2 separate regions of the Mus musculus genome follow, and region 1 is linked to region 2. Evidence: chromatin loops called from intact Hi-C (ENCODE). Cell type or tissue: left cerebral cortex. All regions are shown on one strand. Each heading gives the region's core, and the rest is flanking DNA. Links, peaks and the distances in the headings are about the cores only. Region 1 holds the start of Gm9997. Region 2 overlaps Nin (ninein).

Region 1 (15,991 bases), core at 3,941-8,940, 55 kb before region 2:
AAACTCTAGGCAGTTTGACACACATAATGTGATGTTCTGAATCTCGGACTGTGAAGGGCTTTCTGTGTGACGCTCTGGCTTCCGGGCCTTCCAGCTTCCTGCTTTTGAAATGCTATGGTGTCTACCTCCTCAAGGAGACTGACCTAAGAGGTCACATCAGTTGGTTCCAGGAGCCTGAACTTCCCATTGTCCTTTCTGTGGCCTACAACTCTCAGTGGCAAGGGGGCTTTGCCCAGCGTTCTTGTGGAAATAACTTGTGGATGTAATAAAATCAAGACATATCCTTCCTTCCACAAGGGCTACTCATGGATCCTGCAAAGAAGTTGCCTCCGGGCCCATACCTCCCTCCACCTCTAGCCTGGATTTGCAATCCTGTTTGACTACTTGGTATTTGGAAGCATAGGAAAGGGAAGAACACTTAGATATAGTTAGCACTGGTTTTGAGGGTAACATATAGAGCAGGCATGGGAGAAAGCAGCAGGATGGGGATCCACCCAGCAACCTTGATGGCAGAAGGACCACCAATTCCAATGACTTTCTGTTCTGCGCGGCTGTAACAGAGGGTTGACTGCATTCTCCGAAGTTTATACAAGGGGCAGGGCACCTACGAGAATGAGGTGGGCAGCTACTGATGCTTCTAGAAAAGGTAGGATGTCCAGAGGCCTCAATGCTCTCCAGGGTCCTTTGCTTCTTGGGGCCCTTTCCCATGACCTTCAAAGGGCTCTCTGGAGCTAGGGAACCCAGGGTCACCTGCAGGTGACAGAGGTACCCGCCTCCACTTAATGTCCATCAAGCTGGGGTCTTCGCTCTCCCGAAACGTTGTGGGTTCTGTGCCAAGCGCCAAGAACTAGTAGATGCCTTTGAGAGGAAAAGGAGGTGGTGGGCAAGGGACCGCGGGGTGGCAGTGCCAGCTGGTACGCTGAGGCGACCTCTGGGTGCAGGACTGACACGCGGAGCCAGGGCGTTCCCAAATTCAAATCTCCCTGGCGGGGGCTCGCACCCGCCGACTCTCAGCCGCTACCCGCTCCTCCCTCGGCTGCGGCGGGAGGAGGAGCCGCGCCCTGGCCGGCGTCCCCTTGACTCCTCCCTGCGCGGCCAGGCTCTTCCTCCCCCGCGGCCCGATCTCCGGGTGGCGGCGGCTGAGCCGGGAGCAAGCGCGCTGGGCGCGGCCGTCCCGTGCCGCCCGGCCAAGCCCGAGAGTCCCGCGGTCATGGTCTGTGCGGTGGCGCGGGGCGCCTGAGCCCGGGACTCGGTAAGCGACAAGCTGGGGAGCCCCGGGGGTCGCGCGGCCTGGGAGATCGAGGAGGCCTCGGCTGCCAATGCGCGGTCTACGAGGGACCCCGAGCGCCCTGAGCGGCGCAGACCCGCAGATCCCGGTCCTGCACGCGGTGCGGCCCCGGAGGGGTTCTGTCGCCGCCGGGTGGCGGCTCGGGGGAGGGGCGACGGCGGGGGCGGAGGATGCGCCGGCGCGCTTTTGTGAGCGCTGGCCCCTTACATATGGAAATGACGCCCGCGCGGGTCCCTAGTTGCGTCCTCTGGAAGGACGCGTGCCCGGCTCGGCGGCGTGGGCTGCTCGGTGTCGCGGCGCTCGCAGGGCCCTAACAAAGCGCCCTTTGCTTGCAGAGCTCCGGAGGCGGCCGGCGTGGGCGCTCCCCAGAGGCCGACGGAAGGTAGGCGAGGCCGGCGGGGCCGGACCACGGGTCTGGCGTGTGAGCTCTGCGACCCGCGAGGGGACAGGTGGAGTGGGGACGCCGCTCGGGTTGCTAGGAACCTGGGCTGGCCCGCCCTCCCGCCACACCTCCGCCTCCCAGACCTGCGGCGCCGGGAGTGAAAGCTGCCACTGTGCCTCGCTCCAGCAGCGGGCAGGAGCTGGAGCGAGCAGAAAGGGTTCTTGTTCTGTGGGTCGAGACCACCCAGGCAGCCCCGAGATCCAGAAGCTGAAGGGGAAGCCTGCGTGGGGAGCCCCTGGGTGTCGATCTGAATCTCTTGGGAGCGCAGAGCTGCTTGGAGTCCTGAAAGTGGAGATTTTAGAAGGTGCGTAGGATCCGTGCAGGTAGAGACTTTTGGGTGCAGCTAGCAGGAAAGGGTGGTAGTGCGTCGTGACAGTTGCTCTGAAAACCGCGAGTGAGGAATGAAGTGAGGAGAGGGTGTAGGTGGGAGAGAAGTATCCAAGACTCGGGTCTGAACTGTAGAACCACCCCCACTTCCCCTAAAAAGACAAGGCTGATGGAAACCAGCCTCCGCTTAAAGCTCTGTTAGTTTGAGAGAGGTTGGGAAGGAAGGATGGTGCCCTAGCCTCGACCCGGAAGGTGCTAACGAAAGGGGAGCTGGAGTCCTGCATTGCTATGGATAGTATTTCCAGACAACTTTGTTATGAGACGGTCTCATCGTCCCTTACCTGGGACAGACCCTTTCCAGGCGGTGAGGAAGTCCTGAGGAGGCTTTCCCTGCAGCTCAACCAAAAACAGATTGTGGTTGTCTGCGAGGCTGCCACGGTAGCGTTTAGGGTGCTCATCCCAGTTAATCTCACGATAGCACCTGAGCTTGGCTCTTGGACCATGAACTATTTCTCAGTTGGGTTCGCTCTGATAGGTCACCTTAGCATAAATTTTATATGTATGCTTTCCGAAGCTTAACAAACCACAAGGGAATACTTTCCTGATACCGGTGTAGCTTTTTCTAGGGTCTTCTGCAATGGTGAGCACGGGCTATTAGAGGCTGACCTGGAATATTAGTATGTCTTGCTGTGGAATTGAAAGAAGCGGTGAAATATCCCGACTGTTCATCAGTAACATCTCAGGCTGGCTGAAAGAGAGGAGTTCGTGCTGTCTCTTCAGCTGTGGTTGGTGTTCATAGGGAGGTGATCCGGGGCAGCGGGTATTGGCAACCTGCCTATTTTCAAGGCTCTCTGATGTTTTAGAGGGAAGCATTCTGAACTGCAGTGTTGAGAAAGCAAATGGATTGCCATAAGCAAAGGCATTGCCAACACACAGATGCTGGGACAAGGAAGAGGAAGCCACCCTCTATCTATGCGGTCCTCTTGTTGAAATGTCACGGTCCAGTCATTTTAATAGGTGCTCGCTCAGAATGTCACAAGTTCTTTTTTTCTTATTCCCTTTCATTTTAGATAATGTAATGGCCCTTCATATCAGAAGATGTTACCCCACAGGACAAGAATAGGGGGCTCCACAGAATTCTGAACAGTCAATCTTAATAGTCAGTGTTCTTATCACGAGTCAAATGTTGTTCAAATAAATAGTTTTAAATGTCACTGTAAATGACTTTTTAACATTTTACCAGTCTTGATGCTTCCATTTTGTGTTGATAATGAAAATACATTTTCTAAGCCTTACCCTGATCGAGGGCTTGGCAGTTACATCAGGATGTCTTTAGAGGGATTCAGACAGCCTGAACCTTTTAGATGCTTACTTTTATAAATGCCAACTTATGTGTAAGCCAATAAATAATGCAGTTTGAGTTCTGGCTATTGATCTTACATCTATTTATTGGCCAGAGGCTTGTGGGGCGGGCTCACTGAACCCAACAAAAAAGGTGTATTTATCTGGTTATATTCAGAAATGAGAGAATTCAAAACATTATGGAATTATGCAAATGAGAAACTTCATTAGAAATTAGCTCTCTTCTTTACTGCAATTAGTACAAGCGATTATACACTTGCTCTACGTGGAAAGTGCTCAGAGCGTTGCTCTCCTAATACCTCAACAGAGTTGGGGAAATATCATCTGTCGATGTGATGTGAGAACAGGCATTTTCTACTCAGGCCCTAGGAGGCTCACAGCTTCACCCATCCTAAATTAATTTATGTAAATACAGCTCAAGAAACGAAAGTTGTTTCAGGCTTTCCTCTTCCTTCCTTCTTTCCTTTTTGTAAGTAGCAAACACAAAACTCTGTTTAGTGTTTTTGTTTTATTTTGTGTGTGGCTCCTCTAGCTTTGTAAGTAGTTGAATATAAGTTACTGGATCTGTTGTGCGGAGCTGTTGTTTTTCCTTAACTGATTAGGTAATTCACCTGCTATTAGGTATAACAAAAGCCTGGATTCACATTAACCTGCAGGGCAGTGAAATCCTCACTCTGGTTTAGGTTGAGAGTAAATGCTGGCACATTGTGCTAGCCTTGGCACAATTAAACTTTAGAGTAGGTTAGCAGAACAAGTGTTCTTTCAGACTCCTCTGAATGTGAATTTTCCCTGTTCAGTGGCATGTAGGAGTTTACCTACTTTTTTCTACCTCACCTCTGTCCCTGCTGACGCTGTCTTGCTTTTGGTTTCCAGCTTGAAGGCAGGAGGCACTGTTTGAGTTGGGAGGAGGCATTTGGCAGTTTGTGGCTAAGCAGCAAATAGTACTTTGAAAAAGTGTTTTAAGTAAAAAATTGGGGAGTCAGGGGTGGGCAGGGCATTGCTTGTTCTGGAGCTGGTGTTGTATTTGAGTTTCTTCTCCTTGTTATTTCCTTTTATAATAAAATTAGTATAAGATTAAACCTGGAAAATTTTGCAGCTGGCAAAAATGTAGGGGGAAAAAAAGGGAAGAAAAAAAAAAAGAACACTTTAATTTGATTATGGTTCATTATTAGGGTCTAATAAAGGCATAGGTGAAAAGCCTGAGCAGGCAGGGTTTGTCTGTGTTCATCACTGCAGTCCCAAAGTAATGTAGTTAGTCACTTGGTGGTCACTGCCTGGGCTGTGCCCCCACTCCCCCAACAGCTGTGTCTGAGCACAGGTCCAAGAGCATCTATTATGATGCTCTCTTGAAAGGGGAGAGGCTGAGCCTAGAGGGCCACGCACACGTGCTGCTGCAGAGCTGTTCAGCTGCTGGGCCATCTGGAAGGGAAATAAAAGGCCTGGGCTAGGGGCTGTGTGTGGCATTGTGTTTATTTTTATTTGGTTTGCACTTGCCAGTCTTTGTCTCCCTTTTACTCCCTCTAGCCCAGAACCCACCCTGTCTGGGGTTCCAGACTTACAAGCTCCTTTCTATAACCTGGTGTGGGGAAGTCCACACATGCACTTCACACTGACCTGGGTAGAGCTGGTGACTTCATTACACCAGTTCTACCTCCACCTATTTCTTGGAAGTCCCTGTTGGCACCGTGTTTTCATCAGCTGGGGTGGGGGGTGGGGGTTGAATAAAGAGTGCATACAGCACAGACATGTGACCGGTGTCTGTCTGTGGTCTAGTGACAGCCTTGTTTTGGGTTCACTGGGAGGAAGATGCTCGAGTAACTGTCATTATGACCGGTTATTGGGTAGTAAATGTTTTGATTGCTCGCTCTATACATCTGCCCCTTATTTAACAGTCCCTAGTTAGAACGCCAGCATATTGCCCACACCAGGCCTTTTATTCCAGAGGAGTCATTAATGGCTTCTGACTAGCTGTTCTCCTGAGGGTACGGTTGTCATCCTTAAGCCGGAATTGCTCTTTCCAACTTCAAGGAGGACTTACTACTCCCATTCAGCTTTTTTGTAAGTTTCCTGCTGCGGCTGGGTGCCTGCTGGGCCTGACTCTGGAAAGTACTGGCTTCCCAGATTAGACCCTAAGTATTCATTGGTGGAAAGACATGGACTGGTGCGAGATTCCTGAGTTGTATCCATTCCTGAAGGTTGGGGGCCTTTATGGTTGTCTCATGTAAAAGTGCATTTCTTCTCAGCCTCAAATCCCACTGCTGCTTTAGGACAAGAGGGTGCCTGTCATAGATGCGTGTTCCTAGAGACTTGTAGGCTGTACTCATTCGGTCTATGGACCAAGGTAACCGGGATCCCCCACCATCCCGCATTCCAATTTGGAGCAGTGTGTGGCTTGAGACCGTCCAAGGTTTTCTTAGTACTGTCCAGCCGGGTGACACAGATCAGGGAACACAGGTTGTTCAGTCCCATCGTTGCATCCTGTGAGCATGTGTAGGGCTGAGGGACAATAATGGTCACACCAGTAGAACCTTAGCCCCTCCTCCACTATAATGCTGTGTCTTTGAATAGGTTGCTTAATTCTTCCTAGGCCCAATTTCTACATTTGAAATAGGGAAGTGATACTATCTATACCCCCGAACTAGGAGGATTAAATTATATGATCAAGGCGGTATACATAAAGTACCTGGCATAGGCCGGACTCCTAGTAAATGCTGGGAAGAACATAATGCCTTCTGAATTCCCCACTATGTCCCAGCCTTTCTGCAGCTTTCTGACATTAAATTTATCAATACTCTGCCTCTTTAGGCTCAGGGAGCCAAGCATTATCCACTATCATTATCGCTTATTAATATAATGATGCTTACGAGGGGAGCGACAACTGCTCCTTCCTTCCCTTGTTCAGTCGCATTCCACGAGCTGCTTGGTTGCTCTGCAGGCTGACTTCTGCCTGATTGAGTTAAATTACGCTCCTCTGGCTTCCTTTCCAGGCCTCGGGTGTTTTCTTGCTTGATTTTTCAGTTGCCTCTCTTGGGCCTGTTTCTCTGAGCCTAGCCACTAGCTTGCCCTACTTAGTTCTAGAACAACCCCTGCAGATGGCTGTTGTTATCCTCATTGTCCAAACAAATGTTTTAGCTTGACAGTCTCCTCCAAAATCTGCGCCCCTAACTGAGAAACGCAGCTGTAGCTTGTGACTGCATTCTACACTGAATTACACTTCAACGGCTCCGCTGTGGTTCAGTACTCATTGTCGGTGCCCCGTTACTTCTTGGTTAGGCCTAACCCTGAAAATGCCCTTGAGAAGTGAAGATGTATGTGTGGAAGAAGTCAGGGCAGGAACAGTCTATGTCAATTTTGGCATCTTCACCGGGGTAAATATTTCTCCCTGGAACCTCCCTAACATGAAGTCAGTCCATTTACTGAGTCCCTGGCCCAAAGAATAGATTGTACGATTCAGCTGGGGGAAGGGAAGGAGATAACGAAGGAGAAACTGTGGCCTTTACTCTTACCTTTCTGGCAAGTGGGAAGGGGAAACGTTTCTTGCACGGGAAATTACAGATGAACATTTGGAGAATTGTGTCAACCAGCAAAAATGCATTTGGTGCCAGATGAGAACTGACAGCTTGTCACCACGTGTCACATTTCCTGGATGTTGCAGTTGGAGCACTTGTTCCACTGGGGTGCAGCCCCTCCTTCGCCCATATTGCCCCTACTCCCACCCCATGCACCCACCCTCACACACCCTCACCTCCCACCCCCACCCCATCCCCCATGTACCCTCACCTCCCACCCCAACCACTCAAAAGAACATTCTCCTAAGCTGCTTGTCTGTGGCATGTAGGAAATGAAGTTCAGGGATAAGAAAAAAAAAAAAGGAAGATGTCTGATCTACTGGAAATCCAATTGTCTCTCTAAATCAGACATGCTAGCTAGCCAGATTCAAAGCAGCAGATAAGGTCAGGTGCACTGGGAGAGTTTCATTCTCGTTCACTGACTTAGTTGGACCAGTGGTTCTCAACCCTCCTAACGCCTTGACCCTTTAATACAGCTCCTCGTGTATGGTGACACCCCCCCCCCCCATAAAGTTACTTTCATTGCTACTTCATGGCTGCAATTTTGCTACTGTTACGAAAAATAATGCAACTATATGATATACAGGAGATCTGACATGTGACCCCTGTGAAAGAGTTGGTCTTCCCCGCAGGGGTCGTGACCCATAGGTTGAGAACCCCTGGCTGAGACAGAAAGTAATGTTTGAGGGGGAAAGTGTTAGGACTCCTCCTCTTCGGAGTTCATAGAGAGTAGAGTTGTCTTGGCTTTTCTGAAGTTGCTCAGATTACAACCCAGCCGACTCTTAAGAAAGACTCTAAGAAAGCGCTTCACACTGTGAAAATCCCAGAGCCCCCAGGGATTCCCAGCAGATCCTAGTAGACAATTAACTGGCCCACTCTAGGCAAATCTCATTAGCCAAGCTTGGCCTTGTCTGTGTTCCTTTTTTTTTCTTCTTTTTTTTTTTTGTGGTTTGGTTTAACACCTTGGCGTTCCTTTTTTGAAGCTTTGATGTTTATGTAGCACTCCCAACATATTTTGAAAACATTTACATACTGATTAGTTAACCCAGCAGACCAACCCTGGGAAGGCAGCCAGAGCCTGCTGCACCTCAGTGGTTTTCTGCTGATGGAAGAGACCTTCCCAGCCCTGGGAGCCTGGACCTACTCTCTATCACACTGCTTTCACAGGTGTCCCTAAACACTAAGCTGTACTGCAGCTTCCTCCCAGGTCCTCTGACGTCATCCAGTGTGGGGTCATGGCTTATCTTCAGTTTTTTTTTTTTTTTTTGGTTGGGGTGTTTGTCTTTTTTGTTGGTTTCACACACACACACACACACACACACACACACACACACACACACACAAAAGATGACAGGGTCTCACTATGTAGCCCTGGCTGTTCTAAAACTCTGTAGACTAGGCTGGCCTTGAACTCACAGAGATTCGCCTGTCTCTGCCTCTCAAGTGCTGGTATCAAAGGCATCCACCACTACACCTGGCTATTTGCCTGTCATGTTATGGACAGTTGTCTGTGGAAAGAAAGAAAGTGGCCTAGAGGGGCGTTGCATTGTTTCAGAAAGCTCCATTGCCCTGGGCCTGAGCTGTGTGCAGCTTAAATTACACTGTCTGCCTTCCTGGGAGCTGCTCTGAGCTCTGACTCAGGGCTTTAGTTAAAGGGGCTGCTTTTACTGTTGGTGCTTTGGGGGGTTGGACCCAGGGCCTTGCACATGCTAAGCATCTATGATGTTCCACTGAGCTACACCCCCAAGCCCTGGGGAAGGTGCTGTGTTTTGTAGTCATGGGGTTGGCTGAAAGCCTGATTGCAGACGCCTGAGGTCACCATCCCAAGGGTATGTGTGCGTTTGGCACCCTCGATTGCATCAGGAAGCTGCTTCCAGGTGTGCAGCATTTGGGCTGGATCCAGCACATTAAAAATTGATTATTGTGTACAAGGAGAAGGAAAGATCTTTTTCATTTTTTTCTTTTTAAACTCTGTATGTGTGTTACTTGTCTTCGTTCATTCATTCTCTCTCTCTCTCTCTCTCTTAATTGAAACAGGGTTTTCTGTGTGGAACTTGCTCTGTATGCCCTGCTGCTGTGAACTCACAGAGATCCATCTACCTTTCTTTCTTTTCTTTCTTTCTTTCTTTCTTTCTTTCTTTCCTTCCTTCCTTCCTTCCTTCCTTTCTTTCTTTCTCCTTGTTTTTTTTGAGACAGAGTTTCTCTGTGTAGCCCTGGCTGTCCTGGAACTCACTCTGTAGACCAGGCTGGCCTTGAACTCAGAAATTCGCCTGCCTCTGCCTCCCAAGTGCTGGGATTAAAGGCGTGCGCCGCCACGCCCGGCCTGTGAACATCTTATCCTTGAAGTAAAATACCTGGATTTGTGTGGTTTTATTTTTAGCAAAAGATGACTGAAAGCTTTTGGTGATGTCAGGTTTTTACTGATTCTAGGGGGGGGGTGAAAGGCTGGGACCCGGGAATCAGTAATGAAAGACTGAGCAGTCGGGAATGAAGCGTGAGTTGCTGGCGGTGGAGGAGTTCAGAGATGCTGTTCAACTCTCCCAAAACAGCCAGTGGCTCCTCAGGAAAGGTGGGCGGTGTTTTACCCTTTCTCTAGGCAACTAAGCATTACCTAGAACACCCTGGGGCAAAAGAGAGCCTTGGGGGAATACTTTCTGCCTGCTGTGTGTAATTGCACCAGCAGGGCTAATTGAGCTGCTTTTTGAATCAAAGGCTTCTGGGTGGCATAAATAGGGAGATGGCTCAGCCAGTGCCTCTGATGTAGCTGTGATGTGGAATACCTAGGCTGAATGGAGTGAAAGTTGGCCACACCTCAGATCCCAGCATCTGGGGAGGTTGTCTACAGCTTGCTGACTTGTCTGGCAGCTCTGACCACCGTAGTGACTGAATACTAATAATTATCTCATCTGACCTGACCGGCTGGTAGAAGAGACTTTCACTTTCCTGAGTCCCCAGGCTGATAGGTGAGAAACCCTTTCAGGTGTGAGACAGGCCATTTGCCTGTCAGGAAGGAGGAGGACTGCCTGCCTAAACCCTTCCTGCTAGGAATGCTACTCCATTGTAGCGGTACAGTTGTGCCCTCGTGCTGGTGTGTGTACAAGTACCACTGGCCAGGCAGGGCCTTGCTGCAGAGTGTTCCAAGTGGCTGATGGGACTTGGGGGGGGGGGGGGGAGATGTGTGTGTCCAGGTAGAGCTGGGGAAGATTCATGTGTCCGTCCAATTGTGACCTGTCCCAACCTGTCTTCCTTCATGTCCCACACAGGTGAGCGCTGTGGGCTATGGGATGGATGAGGTGGAGGAGGACCAGCATGAAGCCCGACTCAAGGAGCTGTTTGACAGTTTTGACACCCTGGGAACTGGGTCTCTGGGTCAAGAGGAGCTCACTGACCTCTGCCACGTGCTGTGCTTGGAGGATGTGGGCCCGGTGCTGCAACAGACGCTACTCCAGGACAACCTCTTGGGCAGGGTAAGATCTGGGGAAGAACAGAGTTGGTTGGAAGTGGGGCGCGGTTTCTGTCAGAGTACTGGGGTTGGTGGCAAGCCACAGGTGTGTTGCAACTTGTCTCTTGCAACCTGGCCGTTAGCCTGGGGCGTGTAGTTTGCTCTCGTGATAAGGGCAATGCTAGATTTAGTCTGCACTTGGAATTAAGTTGTACACTGAGCATTATGGGTAACAGGAGAAATTGACTGTTTCCCAGACTTTTTTTTTTTTTTTTTTTTTTGGAGACAGGGTTTCTCTGTGTAGCCCTGGCTGTCCTGGAACTCACTTTGTAGACCAGGCTGGCCTCGAACTCAGAAATCCGCCTGCCTCTGCCTCCCGAGTGCTGGGATTAAAGGAGTGCTCCACCACGCCCGGCTCAGACTTTTTTTCCTTGTTCTTTGTGGGTGAGATTTCATTGGAAAAGAAAGAAAGGCGGGAAGACAGCTGCCCTTCACAGGAAGTAGAAGTAGGTTTTCTGAATGATCTTCTAAAAGCTGGTTTTTGTGTGGGTCATTTTGAGGTGAAGATTGAATCTTCCGTTCAGGAAGGAAGACAGGAAGTACACAAAGCAGAGGCTGTCTCCAGTCCAACCCAACATGCATGGCGAGTGTGTGTGCAAACTGGTTAACTTCCACGTTTGGCCAGGCCATGCTTTTCCCCTAGATTAAGTCTCAGGCAAGAGAAAGAGGAAAGAGGTCCGTCCCCCCCCACCCCCCAACTTGTCCCAAGTCCCTAGCAGTGAGAAGGACAGATAGTCTGTTGCAGTCTGAGAATGCCTTTAGTTCAACCTCCTTTACAATGCTTTGTGTAGAGTTCCCCCCTCCCCACCTTTTGGCTCTAGGCCAGGCAAAATGAAGAAAAATGTTGCTAATGGCGACACCCAGTACACAGGTTTGTCCTGCGCTGTTACTCCGGGAAACAGTCCTGAAGCGTCGTTTGATTTTGCCAGATGCACCTCCTCCTCCTTCCTTGTTCACGGTCTTCCAACAGACATGTGGATAAGTGTCCCAAGGCATAGAAGTATTAGATGCGTGTCACATGAAGGAGGCAGACACAGCACTAACCATGAAGCATAAAGAAAAAAAGGATATTGGGGGATTGACATGTGAGGCCAAATAGTTCACACTTCAGGAAAAAGAAGATTTTGTTGCAAAAAGTAGGGCCACTCTTGATCACTTTGAGGAAGATTAAATGTTTGTGAGTATATGAGTATTTCCTAGAAAATGCTAAAACGACTCATTTGGAAAAATAGTAAAAACAGCAATATGCAAGGTCAAACCATTTACTCTATTTCATGTGCTCCAGGGTTTTGGGCATAGTGGAGAACAGAGTAGCATCTCCCAGTGTGGTCCTCAGGTTGCAGGCCTTTGGGATGGAGGCGTAGTTGCTGTTAGTGCTTCAAAAAGCACAAGGAGCCAGGCTTTGGCCGATGGTCTCCCTGAGAACCCCTCTCAGAGTACAAGGGGATCCTCCACTGCACAAAGATTCTGTTCTAGCAGCTGGCTTACAATTTGCTCTCCAGATGTTAGCCCAGACCAGGGAGCAGTTATCGATTGATTTGTTAATGGCTTGACACCATCAACCTGCTTTTTACCGGCTATTTGCCTGAATAGTGAGTACCTAAGTGGTCTACAGTGTGGTATTTACTTAGTGAGCCGGTGATAAAGTCAAATAGATGTCTGCATATTGATTTCATGTGGGAGGCCCCCGGTGTTTGTCTTGAGAGACAGCATTGTCATGAATTAACACAGTATGGTTAAATTTGCATCTTTATGAAACTGAATTATTCTCCTCGGTTGATTGCGTTGGCCATGTTCTTTCTGTGACGATGTCTCATGCATGGTTTGTAATTTTCAGTTGTAAAGCACTAAATCCTGGAGCCATTCTATGTGTCACCTTCAGGAAACACTGAGGAGGGATCATACAATGTTAAGCTGTGTTACAAATTAACATAATTTTAGATGACACATAGTAACTATGCATACTGATCTGTGGAATTTTAATACATGAGTGTCATGCATCATGATGAGGTCAGCTGACTGGCATTTTCTTGTGTTGGGAGCACTAGAAATCTTTTCTATTATCTTTTTTGAAATATTTTGTTAATCATTACCAACTATAGTTAATTTTTTTCATTTTATTTATTCTCTGTGTTAATATGTATGTGATTGTGTGTAATTATATGTGTATGAGAGAGAGAGAGAGAGACAGAGACAGAGACAGAGACAGCAGTGAGGGTCAGCAGACAACTTGAGGTAGTACAGGTTCTCTCCTTCCACCATTTGAGGCATGGGGGACTAAACTCAGATCCTTGGCAAGTTTCTGTTGTTGTTGGTTTTTGTTTGCTTATTTTATTATGAGATAGTGTCTCACTATGTAGCCCTGGCTGGCCTAGGACTGCTTATATAAACCAGGCTGGCCTCAAACTCACAAGTTCTTCCTGCCTCTGTTTCCTATTTGCTGGTATGCTGTGCCACCATACCAGTTCAGTCCCAAGCTGATTTTTTTTTTTTAATGAACTCACTTTGTAGACCAGGCTGGCCTTGAACTCAGAAATCTGCCTGCCTCTGCCTCCCGAGTGCTGGGATTAAGGGCGTGTGCCACCACACCCGGCTTCAGCTCTTTCTTATTAGAAGTTTATAGAAAACATTGAAGACTGGGGATATAACTCAGATGACAAAATCTGGAATCTGTAAGGCCCCCGGTTCAGTCTCTGGTACTATCACCATTAAAGGGTGGAGGGAGGGTGGGTGGGTTATAAGGATTAGAAATTTGACTTAATAAGTAGAAAAATTAGCATGACAAATCTTAATAACTCATCAATTCATTAATTCATCAAACATAATTGTGTGTCATATGGGATAGCCATTCAATTAGTCTCATTGTATTGATACAATTTATTAATGCTTACTATATACTATGTATGTATTGTTCATAAAATTGGCTTTTGGATATATTAGGATCAATTATCTTCCTAAATGCTTCTGACTTTAATTTTATCTTTTGAATAATAAACACCTTAATTGAATACAACTTTTATTATATCAATATGTATGTGTGTGTGTGAATTTTCTATGCATTTGCTAATAGACCATTTCCCTTCAAGATAGAGTTAAGTTGATCTGTCCGGATTCATAACTTAAGTCGATATTTCCTGATCCTGTTACTGTTCAGATGTTTAAAAGGTGTAATTTTAGGATCCTTGATTTAAAGGAAAGGATCAGGTACATGTGTCCAGTCCATGTCTTTGGCTACACATATGTGAAGCCCCACCCTAGGGCCTCCTCGAGTTATGGAAGCATTGTAGGCTGGTTGGGTGACATACCTGGTGGGTGACTGGTAAAGGGATTGAGTGCTGTGTCCACACAGGGCAGGATGCTATGTTGACTCTTTGCTGGGCTGAGCTTTTACCAAATATCACCTGATATTAGATGCTTCCTGTTATTTGCGACCTTATTTTTTATTTGTATCAGTTTTAAAAATCAGCATATAAAGCAATGGGTTTCATTATGACACTTTTTTTTTTAATCTTAAGATTTATTTATTTATTTTATGTGTAAGAGTGCTCCATCTGCATGTACAGAAGGGGGCATCAGATCCCATTACAGGTGGTTGGGAGCCACTATGTGGTTGCTGGGAACTGCACTGGAAGAGCAGGCAGTGCTTTCAAGTGCTGAGCCATCTCCAGCTCCCATTATGACAGGTGTTCCCTTGAGCCTCTCTCTCTTTTACCAGCAATTAGGATAGAAAGGAGATAGCTTGCTCTGGTTTGATACGTAGCTTCAATTCAATCTAGATAGCTTAGATTTAGTTGATCCGTCTGGAATCCTTCAGGCCACATTCATGTTGTGCAAGGCATTTCCTTTCCTTGTCCGACATGACAACTTTGAGACAAGACAGTTTCCTGGAGTTTTGAAGGTTTCTATCACCGCTTTCCTTGATAAAAATCTAAAATACACCGTGCTCTTAGCACACCTGTTATAAGGAAAACAAGCAGAACTCCAGTGTCCCACAGGTACCTGACCTTGTAAGCCAAGTGTGATGGCACACACCTTTAATCCCAGCACTCAGAAAGCAGAGGCAGGCAGATCTGAGTTTGAGGCTAGCCTGGTCTACAGAGTAAGTTTCAGGACAGCCAGGGCTACACAGAGAAACCTGGTCTGGAAAGAACCCTTCCCCCTTCCCCCCCCCCCCCCCGCCAAAAAAAAAAGAGATAAAAGTTTTAATATTAAATTTTGGTAGCCACATAAACATATAATTTCTCTCCCCTTACTGTTCATCTCTTGGAGGCTTGGGGCTCTTTCAGGAATGCTGCTGTTAATTGGAAAGGTGGATTTGACTTTATTTCCTGGTCATTGAACGCTTCTTATGGTTTCTTTCTCTTACACATACGTAGCTTTTTGAAGAGTAAATCTGACATCAAGAAAGACTTTCTGGCAGTGCTTATTTGGACTCCTTCTGAGTGTATGCAATTACACCTGATCATCAGCTCCGTCCTATTTATAACCATCCGCAATCACACTCCTGTGGATTTCACCGAGCTGAGTCTCCTCTTCCCCCGGGGTGGGTGGGAAGCGTTCTCAGTCTCCTTCCATGTAACCTGTAGTAGTCAGGACTGTTATTTGTGCTGCTTTAGTGACTCTGAGTAGATTGCCCTTCTGCACTACAAGATTCTCCTTTGGGGTTGCTTCAAACTCCACCATGCCTGTGTCCCACCTGATCAGGGTGCTTCTATTCTATTGGGGATTTACTGTCAAACTCACTACAACATAAACTCGCATTTCTAAGCCTGTGACTCCTTAAGTCTCAGAGTATTTAGTGTGACAGGAAGCGGAGGTAAAGGGGTGACCCTGGACTCTGGAAAAGCAAGTAGGGCAAGCTGTGGATGGCTATTCTCATCTGACAGAATTATTTAAACAATGCCTGATTTCTCAGCCAGAGACAATGTAGTCAGGAAGGCTCAGTAAAATTTGTCAATATTTTCTGATACTTTTTATGGGTGGCTTTATGTCTGCCCAGGGTATTTCATGTCCTTCAGTGTCCATCACAGGTATTAGTCATCAGGGCTCATCTGTGTGACAAAGACTCCTAGTACCTAGTAAAGCTCGTTCAAGGTCAGATGACTCATTTGAGGCAGTGCCAGCATGGGATGCTAGAGTCCCCAGCCCTTGCATTTAAGTGCATGTGTGCACAGTGTCTTCTACACTAACTATGCAAAAGTGAATCTCATTCCTTCCCATTCCCTATAAACATCACAGTCCCCACCGCTACCACTGCCACAAGTACATAGGGACAACGTACTATCATAGTACAGTTCCTAATGTCAGACCTCAATTCAAATACTGACTCCTGTCACTTTTCAACTATATCATCTCAAATACTCCAAGCCTTGCTTTCTTCATCTGCAGAATGGGAAGCTATTGAGCTTCATTATGAGGCTTGATGGGTGCTGACTGTGAGGGTAGACACCAAAGACCTTCAAGAGAGCCAGAGAGAAGGGCCTGGCAGTAGGATGTAGGCA
Region 2 (15,991 bases), core at 7,340-12,339:
GAGTTTTTGCTTTGATTTTAGGCCAGCTGAGGTTTTGGAACCCAGATGACCTGAATGCTTCACATGGTGGGTCTTGCCCTCCTCCAGACTGGATAGAAGAGAAACTGCAAGAGGTTTGTGAAGATCTGGGGATCACTCGAGATGGTCACCTGAACCGGAAGAAGCTGGTTTCCATCTGCGAACAGTATGGATTACAGAATGTGGATGGAGCGGTAAGCCCATAGCTGGGGTCTGATTTGGAATAATGAGAAGAGCTTTGTCTGCCCCCAGGCTGGTAAGAGCAGCACTGTGACTTCCTTATTAGAGACACAGCCTGCCTGCCTGCCTGCCTGCCTGCCTGCCTGCCTGCCTGCCTGCCTGCCTGCCTGCTTTCTTGCTTGCTTTCTTTCTTTCTTTCTTTCTTTCTTTCTTTCTTTCTTTCTTTCTTTCTTTCTTTCTTTCTTCCTTCCTTCCTTCCTTCCTTCCTTCCTTCCTTTCTTCCTTTCTTCCTTTCTTCCTTTCTTCCTTTCTTCCTTTCTTCCTTTCTTCCTTTCTTCCTTTTTTTTTCTCCCTAAAAAGACATTCTACAAGATTTGGGAAAGTCATGTTTTGTGGCAGAAATCAAAGCTGATGTGGCTGAACTTCCTGAATGTATAGTATGGTCACCTACTGTGCTAAGTATGTCACCCCACATGAGACGCATCAACCAAACCAAACAGTAAAACATGGGAGAATGCAGAGGAGGGATGAAGAGAGCCTCAGGCTTGAGTTAGGAGAACTTTGAAAGCCAGCCTGCTGCATGTTCAGTTCTGGAAAGTTCTCAGTGTCATCTTTGGGCCCTTGGGTAGACTAGAGCAGTTCACAGGACAGGCTGCCTCTCTAGCCGTGGTTTGAAGTTTACATCACGCTGGTGTGAGGAGAGCCTTGGTTATATAGAACAGCCAGACTCTGGCTACGAGGAAATGGGGCCAGGTAGCTTGGTAGTTTTGATAGCACAAAATGTCTTCAAGCCCCAGAGAGTTTATGACGTAAGATTCTGTTTTCCCTTTTTGCTGAAGAATCATGGCAGGATCGTTAGGATTAATGTGGGATTAGCCGTGAAGCTCTACAGAAAAACCTATAATTCTAGGACGTGTCTTTTAGAAGGCTACAAATAAAGATTAGGGGCAGTTAGAGTCAGGAATACAGTCATTGCTCCAGAATCTTTGATTATAATGACATCTGATACCATGTTGGCTGCCTCCTCGGGACAAAGTGGTAGCATATTCCTAACCAAGAAAGAGGCCGATCTTTAAAACCTGCCAAATAGCCTGACTTGCAGAAAATTTCGGTTTTTAGTGTTTTGTTTTTTTTTTTCTTTTTCTCATATGATGTGACCATTATATAAGCCCCTTGACAACCTTTGGAATATCCCAGCAACCCATTTATTTTTCAACGGTGGCTATTGAGTCATAAAATTAAATTAATTGTCCTAATTTCTGAATCAGTCCAGTACAAAGAGTCTTGGGTTGTTTTCTGTTTTGTGTTTTCCCAAGAAACATTGCACAAACTTGAGTTACTGATCTGAGGACAATTTTTGAAATATAAACCGCTGCCACTCACAGGGAGCTGGCGTCCTCTTCTGCAGGGAACTCCTAAAAACTGGATACAAGGGGCACATTCAGTTCTTTCTCTGTGCTGTTGGAATTAGGAAGGCATTGCTCATCAAGCCTGCGCCTGCTTAGTGTTTCCACTCCCTCCCACCAGGAGGAGCGAGGAGGTGCCCTGCACTTCTTAGTTCTTAGCCCAGAGGAACAGGCTGATTAGCATAGAACTTGGGGTCCTGCAACTTTAAACCTGAGAGCAGTTTGAACTCTGTCAGCCCTTTGCAGAGGAAGCCTGTGAGATCACTGCTGCCCCCCCTTTTTGCGGGGGGGGGGGTAGTAGAAGTAGATGAGCTCTCTCTGAAAGTCACACCCCTCATTCCTTTCTCTAAGTGAAGACAGCCAAGAAGGCCGAGTAGGCAGGCTAGCTCCCTCGAGGCCACATCAAACCCAAGGATAACGTTGTTTGACTTGTTCCAGTGTTTTAAAAGCTGGACTTTAAGGTACACTCTTTGAAATTGGAATTTTCCCCTAAGTATTTTGTAATGGCGAGCCACAGTCATCTCCTCCGGAGACCACAGGAGACCATGTGCTGAGCTAGCTTAGTTCTCACCACTTTCTGATGTCTGAAGCCTCCATGCCTCGGCCACTCCCATCACCTCCCAGGACACTGTGGTGTCCCAGTTCTTGGACCCTATTCTGGTACATGTTTCACAGCCTACACCCTGGGAAGTCAGCCATCCACCGACCTGGCCAGTGTGGAAAATGAAAATGCCCTTGTTCCCAAAGAGGGCTGGTCCCTCGGTTGCTCAGGTAACCTGCGTTCTCTTGAGTCCTTTTTAAATTTACATCCCTTTACCCAACACTTCTCATCCTGAGCTCTTGACTTAAAATAACTGGCAAGAGTCTACTTTGGCAAGCTGATGGATTAAGTGATGGGTGTTCAGGCCACGTAGAAAGTTCACTGATTTGGCTAAGGTCAGGCCAGCAATAAGGACATAGTCCATTGCTTTGTCTGGATATTGTGGGCATTTCTGGTTGAATGGTCCTGAAAGCCACTTCCACTAGTACATCGTTCTTTTGATTGGTGAGAATGAGACAGAACAGCTGAAGGCTTTTTGGCAACCTCAGCATCTTGTCCCAAATGCCACCGATCACAGGATTCTGTCAGAACCTGTTTCTTCCCCAGATTTCCAGCCTCTAGAAATTTCCTTGCCTCAGAATCCTCTCCCAAACAAGACATATGTTTCCTATGAATTGGCGTAAAGCACTTGAAATAAAAGTTGTTAGTCTTCTGTCTTCTTGCTTCTCAGTGGCCCAGGCATCCCGAGGGAGCTGGTTAGTAATGCAGTCTCAGGCCCTTCCCTTGGCCTACCGCATCAGTGTGTATTACAGGATCTCTGTTTGATTTCTGTTCTGTTCTTGGAGACCTGTTCCACAATACACTTACCACACAGAGGGAAGAGAGAGTCTCAGTAAAATGTCTGTGCCTTTCCTCCTGTCTGTGGCTTCTGTGACTCACGCTACTTTTTCTCCTGTGGGACTCAGGAACAAACTGTCTCTCTAACAAGCCTCCACATTCCCTGTTATAAGATAAAAATTATAGGATGGCTATCAGAGAGCGCAAAATGGAGAGTCAAACTCCTTCCTCTGTCTACATCTTGAGACCTCCTTTTGCACACACACACAAGATCACTGTAACCCACTCTTGCTCTTTCCTGGGCTAACGCATGAAAATATAACTTCAGGATGTTCTAAGGAACGTCACTGCACTCTGCCCCAGTTCACACTTGCTGGGCTAGCATGCTGCTTGAGTTTCTTCTCCTGTTGCTGGAATAAAATGTTCTGATGAAAGCAACTTAAGGGAGAAAGGGATTTGATCTTTGCCGCTTTTCCATTGCTGGGACGAAGCACCGTGACTAAGGCCACTTACACAAGCATTTAGTTGGAGAGGGTGCGTCTACAATCATCATGACAGAGAGCCTGATGACAGGCAGGCAGGCAGGCATAGGGTTGGAGCAGCATCTAAGAGCTTATGTCTTGATCTATGGGTAGAAGGCAGAGACAGACAGACAGACAGACACACACACACACACACACACACACACACAGAGAGAGAGAGAGAGAGAGTCTATACCTGACTTTTGAAACCCCCAGTGACACACCTCCTCCAACGAGGCCACACTTTCTAACTCTTCCTAAACATTTCCACTGCGGACCAAGCATTCAAATATACGGACCTATGGTAGCTATTCTCATTCAAACCACCTCAGATTTATTCTGTTTCACCATTCAAAACACAGCCCACCGTGGTCTGGAAGTTAAGGCAGCAGGCACTTGAATCAGCTGGTTATCACACTCACGTTCTGGAGCAGGTAATGATGAATGCACGCTGCCGGCCAGCCGGCTCACTCTCTCCGCTTGGGTAGCCCAGGGCCCCAGGACCCCAGCCACAATGGGCAGAGCTTCCCATTTCAGTTGAGATGATCCTCCACAGACATGGCTGGAACTCTCCCAAGTGATGCTAAATCCTGTCAAGCTGACAATTAGCACTAACCGTCACATGCCAATTTGAAAACTTCAGCACGAGCCAGTTATCACTTAGATCACTTAGAACTTGTAACATTTTAACTAACGTCTTGTCAAAATTGTGAGAATCTGTATGTTTTAAGTAATTTTTAAAAACATTGATAATAATAATACTTGTGACATTTAAGGCTGCCAGACCTGGAAGAATGAATGGGGTGGGGGGTGGGGGTGGGGGGGACAGTTGATTGCTAAGCTGCATAAGATTATGGAGATGTTAGAGATGGGGTTTTATTTCATTTGAGTGAGAGGGGAAGTCACCATTTCTAGAGAAGGAAATTCTTTTAAATAAGAATAGAGACAACATTATGTGTCTGGGCTTTTGGAGTAGCAGGGGTATGAATTTCTGCTGGCCGGAAGTGTGCTGTGCATGTGGTATTTGTGTGTGTTTGAAACGCGTGATTGTTCTTTCTTAGATGCTGGAAGAGGTGTTTCTCAGCCTTGATCCTGATGGAACAATGAGTGTGGAAGACTTTTTCTATGGTCTGTTTAAGACTGGGAAATCCCTCACGCCATCAGCATCTACTCCCTATAGACAACTGAAACGGCATCTCTCTATGCAGGTAAGAGATCAGTGTGCAGAGCCCCGTGTGGTGGCGCACACCTATGATCTCAGCACAATGGGCAGGGTAGAGAACAGCACTATAAGCTGGAGGTTAGCCTGGGCTACATAGCGAGACCCTGTCTTAGAAAAGAGGCACCAACAGAACATTTTCTTTCAGAATAGATGTTTAAAATTCATTTAGTAATTCTGAATGAATTAATCCGCTGTCTAAAGCAAAATACCATGAAGAAAAAAGTATTCAGAGATTGAGAAAGACTAAGCCGTTTGAAAGAAAAGGATGGTTTGAGAAATGGCCCTAAATGACAGAGTGTGAAGGCCACTAATTATGCCTCTTGATGACAGTGATGAAGAAACCTGGTGTCAAGTAGACACCGTCTCATCTCATCTATTGTGAGGAATCTCCCGGAACGGTTCTCTCTGCTAAGGTTGGAGGCTTGACTGACTCACTGAGAACCAGAGATCCGAGGCGCAGCATGGCGTTCTCCATTCTGACAGTATAAATTAACTTCTGCTCTCTGTGGCCAGGACTGGGTAGTCCCAGCCTTGCTCAGCATTTAGCTGAATTTCTGGGGTCCGACTCAGTTTCCTTAAGACTCTTCTCTTCTTCCAGTCTTTCGATGAGAGTGGACGGCGGACCGCAACCTCGTCAGCAATGACGAGTACCATTGGCTTCCGGGTCTTCTCCTGCTTGGATGACGGGATGGGCCAGGCGTCTGTGGAGAGGATACTGGACACCTGGCAGGAAGAAGGCATTGAGAACAGTCAGGAGATTCTGAAGGTCTGGCAGCTGCACTCGCAATCTAGGAAGGGCGTGTCAGCTTATCTTTTGAGACTGATTTGACTTGATTTACTTACTGACTATTAAGTTTGTGAGATCTCAGAAATGAGGTAATTTTTCCTGCTTGCGTTAGCCAGAAGCCTGCGGCTGACTATCTCCATGTTTTTAACCTCAAGTTATTGACATAGGAAAGCTCTTAACTCATCTTTGGGCGGCAAGGTTTGAAATTACCCTACTGCGTTTCTTTACAGTGTCAGAAGGGATGTCAGAAGATACAAGCAGCCGACCTTGATTTTTGTAAGGAAACAGGTTTCTAGATGAGAGCTGTTCCTAAGGAGAGGGACCGGCCTGGTCTCTAGCCTGGCTTCAGTCTGCCTCCACACTTTCTGCTTTCTGAAGCTGGGCCTGTCATTTGTTCTGATTCTCAGGCCCTGGATTTCAGCCTGGATGGAAACATCAACCTGACAGAGCTGACGCTGGCTCTGGAGAATGAACTTTTGGTTACCAAGAATGGCATTCACCAGGCAGCACTAGCTAGCTTCAAGGCCGAGATCCGGCACTTGTTGTAAGTTGAGCAGAAGGTTCGCTGGTCTGTTTCCTTTACTTGTGTCTCCCATATCACCAGGCACCTTTCCCCACCCACAGGCCAATGTGGCCGTCTTCCATCTCTAACTGTTAAACAGTTACCCTCCTGAGCTGAAGGGAATTGCGCTGGGGCTCTGATTGGCTGCAGCATGTGAAGGGAACCATGGAAAACCTTTTTGTTTGGGGAGGGTTTTGGTTGTCTTGGTTTTGTGTTTGTACTGAGGCGAGCCAGATGAGAGGGCTTTTTTTTTTTTTTTGGGTCTCCTGGTTGCTTGGAAACGGCTTCCTACTAACTCACTTTATTTCTAATTCTAGAGAACGAGTTGACCAAGTAGTCAGAGAAAAGGAGAAGCTACGGTCGGACCTGGACAAAGCAGAAAAGCTGAAGTCTCTCATGGCTTCCGAGGTGGACGATCACCACGCGGCCATTGAGCGGAGGAATGAATACAACCTCAGGTGTGGCCAGAGGGCCGAGGTTCAGCATCCTCCCCCATCCCTCCCAAACCCCTGCTTCTCCTCTCTAGCCCCATTCTTCTGGCCCCTGCTCCTGGCAGGGTGAGACCAGAGCTGACTGCAGAGGTCTAGCTGCAGCCCAGCCACTGGGAAGGCAGGACACGTTAGGCATTTTCTCTATGCGTCTGTCTCCAGTTTTGGAATGTCCATATACTGTCCTCCAAGGGATCCACAGGCCACCTATTGATTTTCCTGTTGTCCTTGCTTATAGGAAACTGGATGAAGAATACAAGGAGCGCATAGCAGCCTTAAAGAACGAACTCCGCCAGGAGAGGGAACAGATGTTGCAGCAAGTGGGCAAGCAGCGGGTGGAGCTGGAACAGGAAATTCAAAAGGCCAAGACGGAAGAGAATTACATCCGGGACCGCCTTGCCCTCTCCCTGAAGGTAATCTCTTGGTAGCGCCATGGCCTGGGTCTATGCTAGGTATCTGCACAGAGCACTGTCGTTCCCTGAGGGCACAGATAGGGCTAAACCCAAGGATTCTCCCTAGCCGTGGCCTAGATGTGGTGGCGGCCTTGGGGTGTGGAGTGGACAGCGTTCATGAGTATATCCTGTTCTTCACAGTCTTCCCGCTTCTCCTCAGGACTGGGTGGAACTTGGCTGAAAACCTCAATTCCAGAGCTGCTGCCCTAAGCTTCTCCTTAGCCTCAGCCTCTCCCTCCCCTTCCTGTCTACCTCCCATTCTTATTCTCTGGACATCACCAAACATGATTTTCCTCTTGTGATCTTCCCTCCTCTGTCCTAGTGGAAGAAGGTGACCTTCTCTTTTCTGGGCTCTCATACCAGATAGCATAGTACTGGGCCTTTGGGCATAGTACCACTGCCTACAGGAAAACCTGGATGATGTTACTCAAGCCTGTTTCCCAATGTGCAGATGGTCACATAATAGCTCTTACTCATTACCTTGGTGTGGCTATCATACCAGATGGTACAAGTAAGCTGTCTACAGAATAACTGGTTCAGGGAAAATGTTCGCTATCATGAGGTGCCCCCGGGTCCACACAACAACTGAGGAAAAGCCAAGGCAATGAGCAGTTTCTGCCATCTCCTGAATTCTCCTAATCATCAGCAGCATCAATTGCTGAAAGTCCCAGAAATTAAAATTCTTAGCCATCTGCCCTCAGTACCACTCTTTAAGTCATGTTGGTGTTCTGAAATAATATACATATCTGTGTTTTCCAGTGGCCCCTGTGAAAGGGTCATTCAATTCCCAAAGGGGTCACGACCAACAGGTTAAGAGTCACTGCTCTAACCTCGGCTCCTTCCAGTGCCCCGCCCCTCCCCTCCCCTCCCACTGCAACTCCCGTGAGCCCCCTGTTCCTCCTGTGTGCTCCTTTGTCATGTCCCCAACACCACAGGCCATCTTCCCTTTCCATTCCCATTACACCCCCTTTCCTGTTCGGCTTGCTTTACTGTGGTGGCTAGGTGCCACACTGTCCCCTGTGTTCAGTAGCGATATCTGATTTAGCCTCCAGGGCAGCAGCCAGTGTCTGGAAGGCAGGGCTTGCTCCTTGTTCAGCATGTGAGTGTGGGGACTCTATTTTAATAAACTTAATTTTATTTTTTTACTTACCCACTCTACATCCTGCTCCCTGCTCCCCTCTGTCACCCCTCCCACAGCCTTCCCTCACCCCCTTCCCTTCTCCTCTGAGAGGGTGGGGCCTCCCTGGGTATCCCCCACCCTTCGAGGCAGACAGTGTGGGTATCCTTTGAGAGGCAGAAGCCCTAGAGTTGATATTGGAGGGGAAGGTAGCATCTTTTTGAAGGTTTAAGTACATTTTTTTAAAACTCCATATTGCTATGTTAGAGTGTGAACTAGAATACATAAAGACATCCTGGCTCTCCGTGCTTTTGGCAAAATGTACTCTGAGAGTAGCATTCTTCCAATCAGCCTTTACCACTGGAGAAGAAAGAAAATATGTCAAATGGCAAGCTCTATGTTTTTTTTAAACAAATGTGGATGAAATCTTTCTAGAGTATTATGAAAGATCTTTTTCTTTTTAACGGGAGAAAGTTTGTGAGTTTCAGTTGGCTTGCTATTTTACTTTATACATAAAAATTACGAACCATTTATGTGTAACTTCTATATCCTTAAACCAAAATTGTAGGTTAACTATAAACTATAATGCCCATGAATTATAATCAGTTTTAGATTTACTCTTTTTGTAGTGCTTCTGAGTCTCTTGCTATAGCTAGACAAGGCCTTTCTTCCTTCCTTCCTTCCTGTTAACATTAATTGGTTTGGTGGGGCACACGCTGGTGTGAGCATGTGATGATCAGAGGACAACTTGGTCCTAGGGAGTCACATCAGGCAAAGAGTGCCTTGTCCCTATGAGTCAGCTAATGCTCATTCTAGAAATGGTACTTTGTACTTTATTACCAGATTTTTTTTCTTTTTCTTTTTCTTTTTCTTTTTCTTTTTCTTTTTCTTTTCCTTTTCCTTTTTCTTTCTCTTTTTCTTTTTCTTTTTCTTTCTCTTTCTCTTTCTCTTTTTCTTTCTCTTTCTCTCTCTCTCTCTCTCTCTCTTTCTTTCTTTCTTTCTTTCTTTCTTTCTTTCTTTCTTTCTTTCTTTCTTTTTTTGAGACAGGGGTTCTCTGTGTAGCCCTGGCTGTCCTGGAACTCACTCTGTAGATCAGGCTGGCCTCGAACTCAGAAATCCGCCTGCCTCTGCCTCCCAAGTGCTGGGATTAAAGGCATGTGCCACCACTGCCTGGCTATTGATTTCTTACACTGAGCAATACATGAAGAATATGCTGTTTAAAATGCTCCTCTGTAATGCTGTGTAGAAATAAAATAAAGCCATATGGGTACTTTCCTTTTAAAAAATAATTTATTGCTATAAAGGAAAATTTCGGTATTAAAAATAATATCCAATTAAAAGGTAAGATTAATTTTGAATGAATTAACTCAGTGTCTACAAGGCACTATTACCACTAAATGGAACCAGTGAGCACAAATAATTCTGTGCTCTCTCCTATGTTTGTAACTTACTGTGTGAGATCCAGTGTGTATTTTTCTCTGACAGTGGGTCTCAGTTGGTTCCAGATGTATTTCAAGTGCTCAGTATCTGCACGGGCCTTTTAGTAGCTAAGATGTGGAACATCACAATTTTATAAGGTTGTAATTTTTTTTAATGGTTTACCTTTATGTGCATTGGTGTTTTGCCTGCACATATGTCTGTATGTAGGTGTCAGAAGCCCTGAAACTGGAGTTACAGGCAGGTGTGGTCTGCCATGTGGGTGCTGGGAATTGAACCCAGGACCTTTGGGAAAGCAGCCAGTGCTCTTAACCACTGAGCCACCTCTCCAGCCCCTATAGGTTCTTTTTAAAGGCAGACTTTTGGAATCATGAGGTAGATATTAACCTTTTCATCATTGTTTGGTTTCGATTCTCTCTAGTTTTCACAGTAGATCCAGCTTTCTTCATCCCCAACCCTGTCTCATACTTCATATGAAGTGATATCAAGGACAGTCCCCTGATTTCTGACTTTGTGCCATGTTTATTTTCCCAACTTTCTCAAGGAAAACAATCGCCTGGAGACTGAGCTTCTGGAAAACGCAGAGAAGTTGGCAGAGTACGAGAGCCTGACGCAGAAGCTCCAGCGCAGTTTGGAAAATGTGTTAGCAGAAAAGGTAAGTCTACCTGCTTCCGATTTCCTGGTGAGCTGCCCAAGATGCCACTCGCCCAAAAGAGCAGAAGCAATGCCAAGAACATTTTTATGAGGGAACTGTTTGGGTGCCGGGAGGAACTTCTCAGGGTGTGACTGAGGATGGTGGCTGAGAGGGAAGCAAGCGTTGCTTGGCGCTGAGATGGGCTCCCTCCCCTAGCTGAACACTAGCTGAGTAGTTTCCTCCGCTTCTGATTGGTGGTGTCTCTGCTTCAGTGCCTCATTCTTGTCATATTTGGGAGCTTGGATGACCCCCAGAAGCTGGGATCTTTGGAATGTGATAGGTCAAAGAAGGGCCCTTGGGAATAATGACATCTTTGTTTTTTTGTTTTTTTTTCCGTCCTTTCTAGTTTGGTGACCTCGATCCCAGCAGTGCTGAGTTCTTTCTTCAAGAGGAGAGGCTGGCGCAGATGAGAAATGAATATGAGCAACAGTGCAGGGTGCGTGCGTGGCTCATGAGAACTAAGCAACACTGGAGGGCCTGGGTTCAAATCCCAGCCTCAGCAATGCCTGGGCTTGTCAGGCCACTGAAATCTATAGAAGGAAACTTCCTTTAAGCACAGTGCTTAAAGGCACCCAGTAGGCAGCTGCAGAGCTTCTGAGAAACATTGTGTAAAGTGCTTAGACCAAAGCCAGGGACATACAGAGCACATGCGTAAACTAGCTGTTAATATGACTCAGTGTCCTGGGCTGTAAGCAATCAAGCCAATTCCATTCTGGTCTACCTTATCTTGCTACTACATAGAGGACTCTCTAATTTTTTGCTGAGTGAAGAATTAATGTGGCTGTATTGATGTTCTTACCCCAAAATTAGCTTCCCTAACTGATCGCTGAGCCCTGACCACAACACAATTCGAGTGATGTCATCACCCCGAGAAAACCGTGCTCTACTTCAGCCAGCGTCTCCTATTGTCCCCATCCCCATCTCGGCATCATCCCTCCACCCCGCCCAGTTTGTCCTGCCCATCCTTTCCCCATCCCCACCCCCCTTCCCATGTCTCCCCCTCCTCCAATCCCCATCCCCACTCTCTCTTTACCCCTAACGCAGCACAGGCAACCACTGGTCTATTTTCTCTCAGCTAACAACTGGTCTTTTGCGAAGGGCTCTTTTCACTTGGTGATAGTGTCCTGGTTCATCATGGTGTTGTATGTATCTGTTTTCTGTTCCTTCCCGTGGCTGAATAAAGTCCCATCGTATAGATATGCGGCATTTTGAAATCAGCTAATAGACATTTGGGTTTTTAGGGGCTATCATGAATAATGGTCCTAAGCAGATTTTTGTGGGGGCATATACTATATTTCTCTTGGGGTTTATACCAGGAGGCTTTCTGCTGAACCACAAGCTAAACCAATGTTTAACTTCTAGGGATTGGCAGAGCTCCTGCAAGCTTATTTTCTATGTTAATTTCCTACCACATGCATGTCCTCACCCACCACATCTTCATTTACAGCTGTGGTCATATCCTATCATAGGATTTTATCATTCCCCCTGTAGCTTCTAATTGGTTGTTTGTATATCTTCTTTGATGAACTTTCTGATATAGCCTTTGTCCACTTTTAAGTTGAATTCCTTGAATTTGATTTCTAATAATCTTTATAAATTCTAGTTACAAGTCCCTTATCTGATAATTAACCAAACTGTCCTCCAATTACATAGTCTCTTTACTTTAAATTTTTAAAAATTTTTTATTATGTTTATGTCTTTGTCTGTGTTGTTTCTGCACATGAGTGCAGTCCCACAGAGGCCACGGGAAGGAATGAGATCCCCTGGACTGGGAGTCCCGGGTGATTGTGGTCCACCTGACATGGGTGCTGGGAACCAAACTCAGATCCTGTGTGTGAGCGAGACGGGCTCTTTCTTTGCTTTTATCCGCTCTGTTTTTCTTGGTGCTTTCTTGGTGCCGCGTGTAAGACTGGTGTTTTTTTTTTTTTTAAACTCCAGCTATTACAAGACCAAGTGGATGAGCTTCAGTCTGAACTAGAAGAATACCAGGCTCAAGGCAGGGTGCTCAGACTCCCCTTGAAGAACTCGCTGTCAGAAGAACTCGACGGTCACAGTGGTGGTATTGAGCCCGACCAAGGTAAACACATTTGCACACAATCTTTTTGACGTCTGCGTTTGACCTAGTTTGTGCTACAGTGGCTGGGTGGAGCACTGCAGAACACTGGCATCCTGGAGTTCAGGGAGGGAGAGACTTTGGCAGTCTCATTTATTGAGCAACGTCACTTGTGGCTGGGTTTTTTTTTTTTTTTCCATTTGTCCTTGAATTCTTTACAAAAAGTATTTGTGATTCTGATATTGCTGATTCTTCCCTCCCGCACCATGGCCGCTTGGTATGAAGATGGTTTGGAAGTTATAGCCAGTTACACACCACAGAACCCGTAGCTGATTTTCATAGGCTGCCTGGGCTAAGTGCCTTATTTGCCTCTGTCAGAGCAGCAAGTTAGTTAAGAGCTCAAGCCTGTGGCTTTGAGGGAGATAAGGAGGAGTGAGGCTCTTGGGTGGGCCTGCCTGGGGGCCACCATGCAATCCAGCTCCTTGCCTGGGTCCCTCCTGCCCCTTTCCTCTGTACATTGGGTTTTAATTTGAGCAAGGTTCCTGTGTGCTCTGCTGTTCCTCATGCCGTCTCCCTTCCCTTTGGTCATTAAGAAGGTAGCTTTTCCCTTCCCTCCCCTCTCTACTGTGGGATCAGCAGGAGTGATCCAGGAGGAGGTGTCAGAAGTTCTGAGTCCTTCTCTCTGATCCTTGATTCACCAGGTGCAGCTCTTCCACCTGAAGACTGTTCCAAGAAACTTCTGCCATCTTGGACGGGGTGGGGGGATGGGCCAAAATATGTGAGGAGAAAGCCCAAGGCAGGCCTGTCCATCCTGGGTGTTAGAACTCTGCTCATGAACAGTTCTCCATCTGCCTGTGTATCTCCAGATGAGAAAAGTATTTTTTGAGTCTCCCTGCCCTAAGAGATCTCTGCCTAGCAGGGAATATACTTGACCTTGTGCTAGATCAGCCCTCGACTTCTGCTCATGATTTCAGTTTTCCCTTGGTGCTTATTGTGGGCAGTGGGAGAGGTGAACCCTATGAAGGCATTGAGACTCCTCTCAGTTGCCTGCACCCATGCCCCTGACCCGTCTGGATGAAAATAACGTAGACACCTGGTAAAACAACTAAAACAGTATTGAGGGATGGACTGGCATCTTGGCCCCTGAAGTTAGCCCCATAATACAGAGCAGTAGCGGTGCTAGCCACTTACATCATCCCTCTGAACTTGTCACTGGGTACTTTCTGGATAGACAAGAAGTCAGACAAGAAGTTGGTTAGTTTGACCAAACTCCCTCATGCTGTTTCCCCAGCACATAGCCCTTTTTCTTTTTTTTAAAGATTTATTTATCATTATATCTAAGTACACTGTAGCTGTCTTCAGATGCACCAGAAGAGGGCATCAGATCTTGTTACGGATGGGTGTGAGCCACCATGTGGTTGCTGGCATTTGAACTCAGGACCTTCGGAAGTGCAGTCGATGCTCTTAACCACTGAGCCATCTCTCCAGCTGAGAGCTCATGTTCAACATATTCCACACACACCCATTTATCATTCAAAAAGGCGGATTCAACTAAGGCTTGGCGTGCTGCCCATGTTTAGAAGGATCTCCTTACCTGCTTCCTCTTGTTGCCCTGATGCTTGAATGTGGTGGATCCCATTGTTCCCAAGCACTTCACAGCTGGGAAACGAGGCTGAAAAGGAGTCCTTAGTGAAGCCATGCCCCCTTGCCAGATGCCAGAGTATGCCAGTGAGTGGGCCTGAGGCAGGCTCGGTGGGTTCTGTGTGCTTTCAGGGCCTGGATCTGAAGAGTGCAACCCCCTGAATATGAGCATTGAGGCAGAGCTGGTCATCGAGCAGATGAAGGAGCAGCACCACCGGGACCTGTGTCACCTGAGACTGGAGCTGGAAGACAAAGTGAGTCCTGAGTCCCAGTCTGACCCTGAGTCTTGTCAGCGTGTGGGCGGACCTGCTGCCTTCTCCTCTCAGACCAGCACTTCCTGTGCATTTCTTCTGGAGTTCAGAGGCTGCCAGGAACCCATTTCCTCAGGCTGAAGTCAAGGCCTGTTCTCTAGTCTCTCCAGAATGTGATGTGTGCTTAGTCCCTCATATTGTAATACACTAATTATGGTGTTTTTAACTTGTTAAAAAATAACTCAATTGAAAAAAAAAAAAAACAACCAACCCTTTCTTTGATGTAGAATCGCTTCCTAGATTAGATACAAGCTCTAATCCTTGGCCTCTCAGTCCTGCACTATGTGGCTTCCATTCACCTTCACCATGTTTTTGGTTTTCTTTTTATGTATGGTTATATGTGTATGCATGTTCACGTGTATGCATGGTTAGATGTGTATGTAATGGTTATATTGTGTTTGCATGTTTATGTGTGTATTCATGGCTACATGTGTATACATGTTCATGTGTATGCCTACTTAAGTGTGTGTATGCATGGTCATGTGTGTATGTATGGATACTTATGTATGCATGGTCATGTGTGTATACATGGGCATGTGTGTATGTATGGATACTTGTATATGCATGGTCATGTGTGTATGCATATTTTGTGTATGCGCGGTCGTATGTGTATGCTTGGTTATATGTGTATGCATGGTCACGTGTGTACTGGTCATATGTGTATGTATGTATACTTGTGTATGCATGGTTACATGTGTGTATACACGGCTCCCCCATTGGTCTAGCTAATTGGCTTGCCCAGGGATCCTCTGCCCCCCGACACTGACATCACAGGTAAGAGCCACCATGCCCAGTTTATGTGGATTTGAGGGATGGAGCCCAGGTCCTCTTTACTCAGTGCCGCTCCCCAGCCTCTGCTTCTCTTGTTATGACTCCACTGAGCAGATCCCCACGGGTGCCCCTTTCACCTTCCCACTTCCCTACTACAGCCTTAGGATCGTAAAATATGTGTTTTAAGTCTTCAGATGTTTCTTGAACTCTGTAAGGAAGGCACGCAGAATGCCGTATGAAACACAAAGTTGGAGAAGAAATTGTTAGTTCAGTGATAGCCAGGAGCTCGATGGCCAGCCAGCCTAGCCTGTTTGGTTTGTTCTGAGCTAGTAGTGAAAGACCTATCTTAAAAAAAAAAAAAAAAAAAAAAAAAAAAAAAAAAAAAAAGACGTGGTTGGTGCTTCAGGAATGGCACTGTGGTTGGTTGTCCTCTTGCCTACACATACACACACGTGCGCGCGCCTACACACCTACATGTACATATATGAACACTCACATACCTAAGTCAATAAAGATAGACCTGGCTTCACTTAGTATTTTACTTCAGGTAATTTTGAGCTAAGTTTGCACTTTCAATGAGAACGAGAAAACGAGAGTGTCCTTTGGGACAGAAGCACCTGTTGCACCCATACCCCTTCCCCATATCACAGAACCCAGTCATCCCGTGGTTTCACTGTCCGGTTCTAGGTGCGCCACTATGAAAAGCAGCTGGATGATACCAGGGTCGCCTCTGAACAGGAGCAGGCAGCCATGAAGCAGAAGTATGAGCAGGGAGTGCACACCTTGGAGAAGCGAGTCAGCGAGCTTCGGAGTGAGATTGCAGACCTGGAAGGGCAGGCAGCCGTGCTGAGGGAGGCCCACCACAAGGCCAGCTGCAGGCACGAGGAGGAAAAGAGACAACTGCAAATGGCGTTCGATGAGGAAAAGGCTCAGCTCCAGGAGGAGCTGCGGCA

What was found. Peaks named below come from ENCODE experiments on the same cell type or tissue, not always from the same donor. Only the 100,000 strongest peaks of a DNase experiment are listed, where the experiment ranks them.
Region 1: it touches region 2 in a loop (2.1-fold over the local background); 3 of 42 quality-filtered maps call a loop at or near these places.

Annotation. Positions count from the first base shown.
Region 1 is chr12:70,097,115-70,113,105 of GRCm38, reverse strand. It overlaps Gm9997, which reads right to left and starts at 5,888. Exons shown (of 3, transcript XM_030247034.1): 1 at 5,779-5,888; 2 at 2,399-2,447; 3 at 1-2,209. The coding sequence starts at 5,888. The coding sequence ends at 1,523. Nin (ninein) reads left to right here and starts at 10,252. Exons shown (of 29, transcript NM_001081453.1): 1 at 10,252-10,455. The coding sequence starts at 10,273. In left cerebral cortex, for the core only: no CTCF peak of the experiment used is centred there; a DNase peak (open chromatin) is centred at 6,494; H3K4me3 peaks cover 211 bases; H3K27ac peaks cover 307 bases.
Region 2 is chr12:70,045,372-70,061,362 of GRCm38, reverse strand. It overlaps Nin (ninein), which reads left to right. Exons shown (of 29, transcript NM_001081453.1): 5 at 22-212; 6 at 4,565-4,711; 7 at 5,324-5,491; 8 at 5,920-6,056; 9 at 6,392-6,532; 10 at 6,801-6,975; 11 at 10,113-10,223; 12 at 10,609-10,698; 13 at 12,201-12,339; 14 at 14,089-14,210; 15 at 15,726-15,991. Among named protein-coding and RNA genes, the nearest start is that of Nin, 49 kb to the left of the region's middle. In left cerebral cortex, for the core only: no CTCF peak of the experiment used is centred there; DNase peaks (open chromatin) are centred at 7,476 and 10,447; H3K27ac peaks cover 1,447 bases.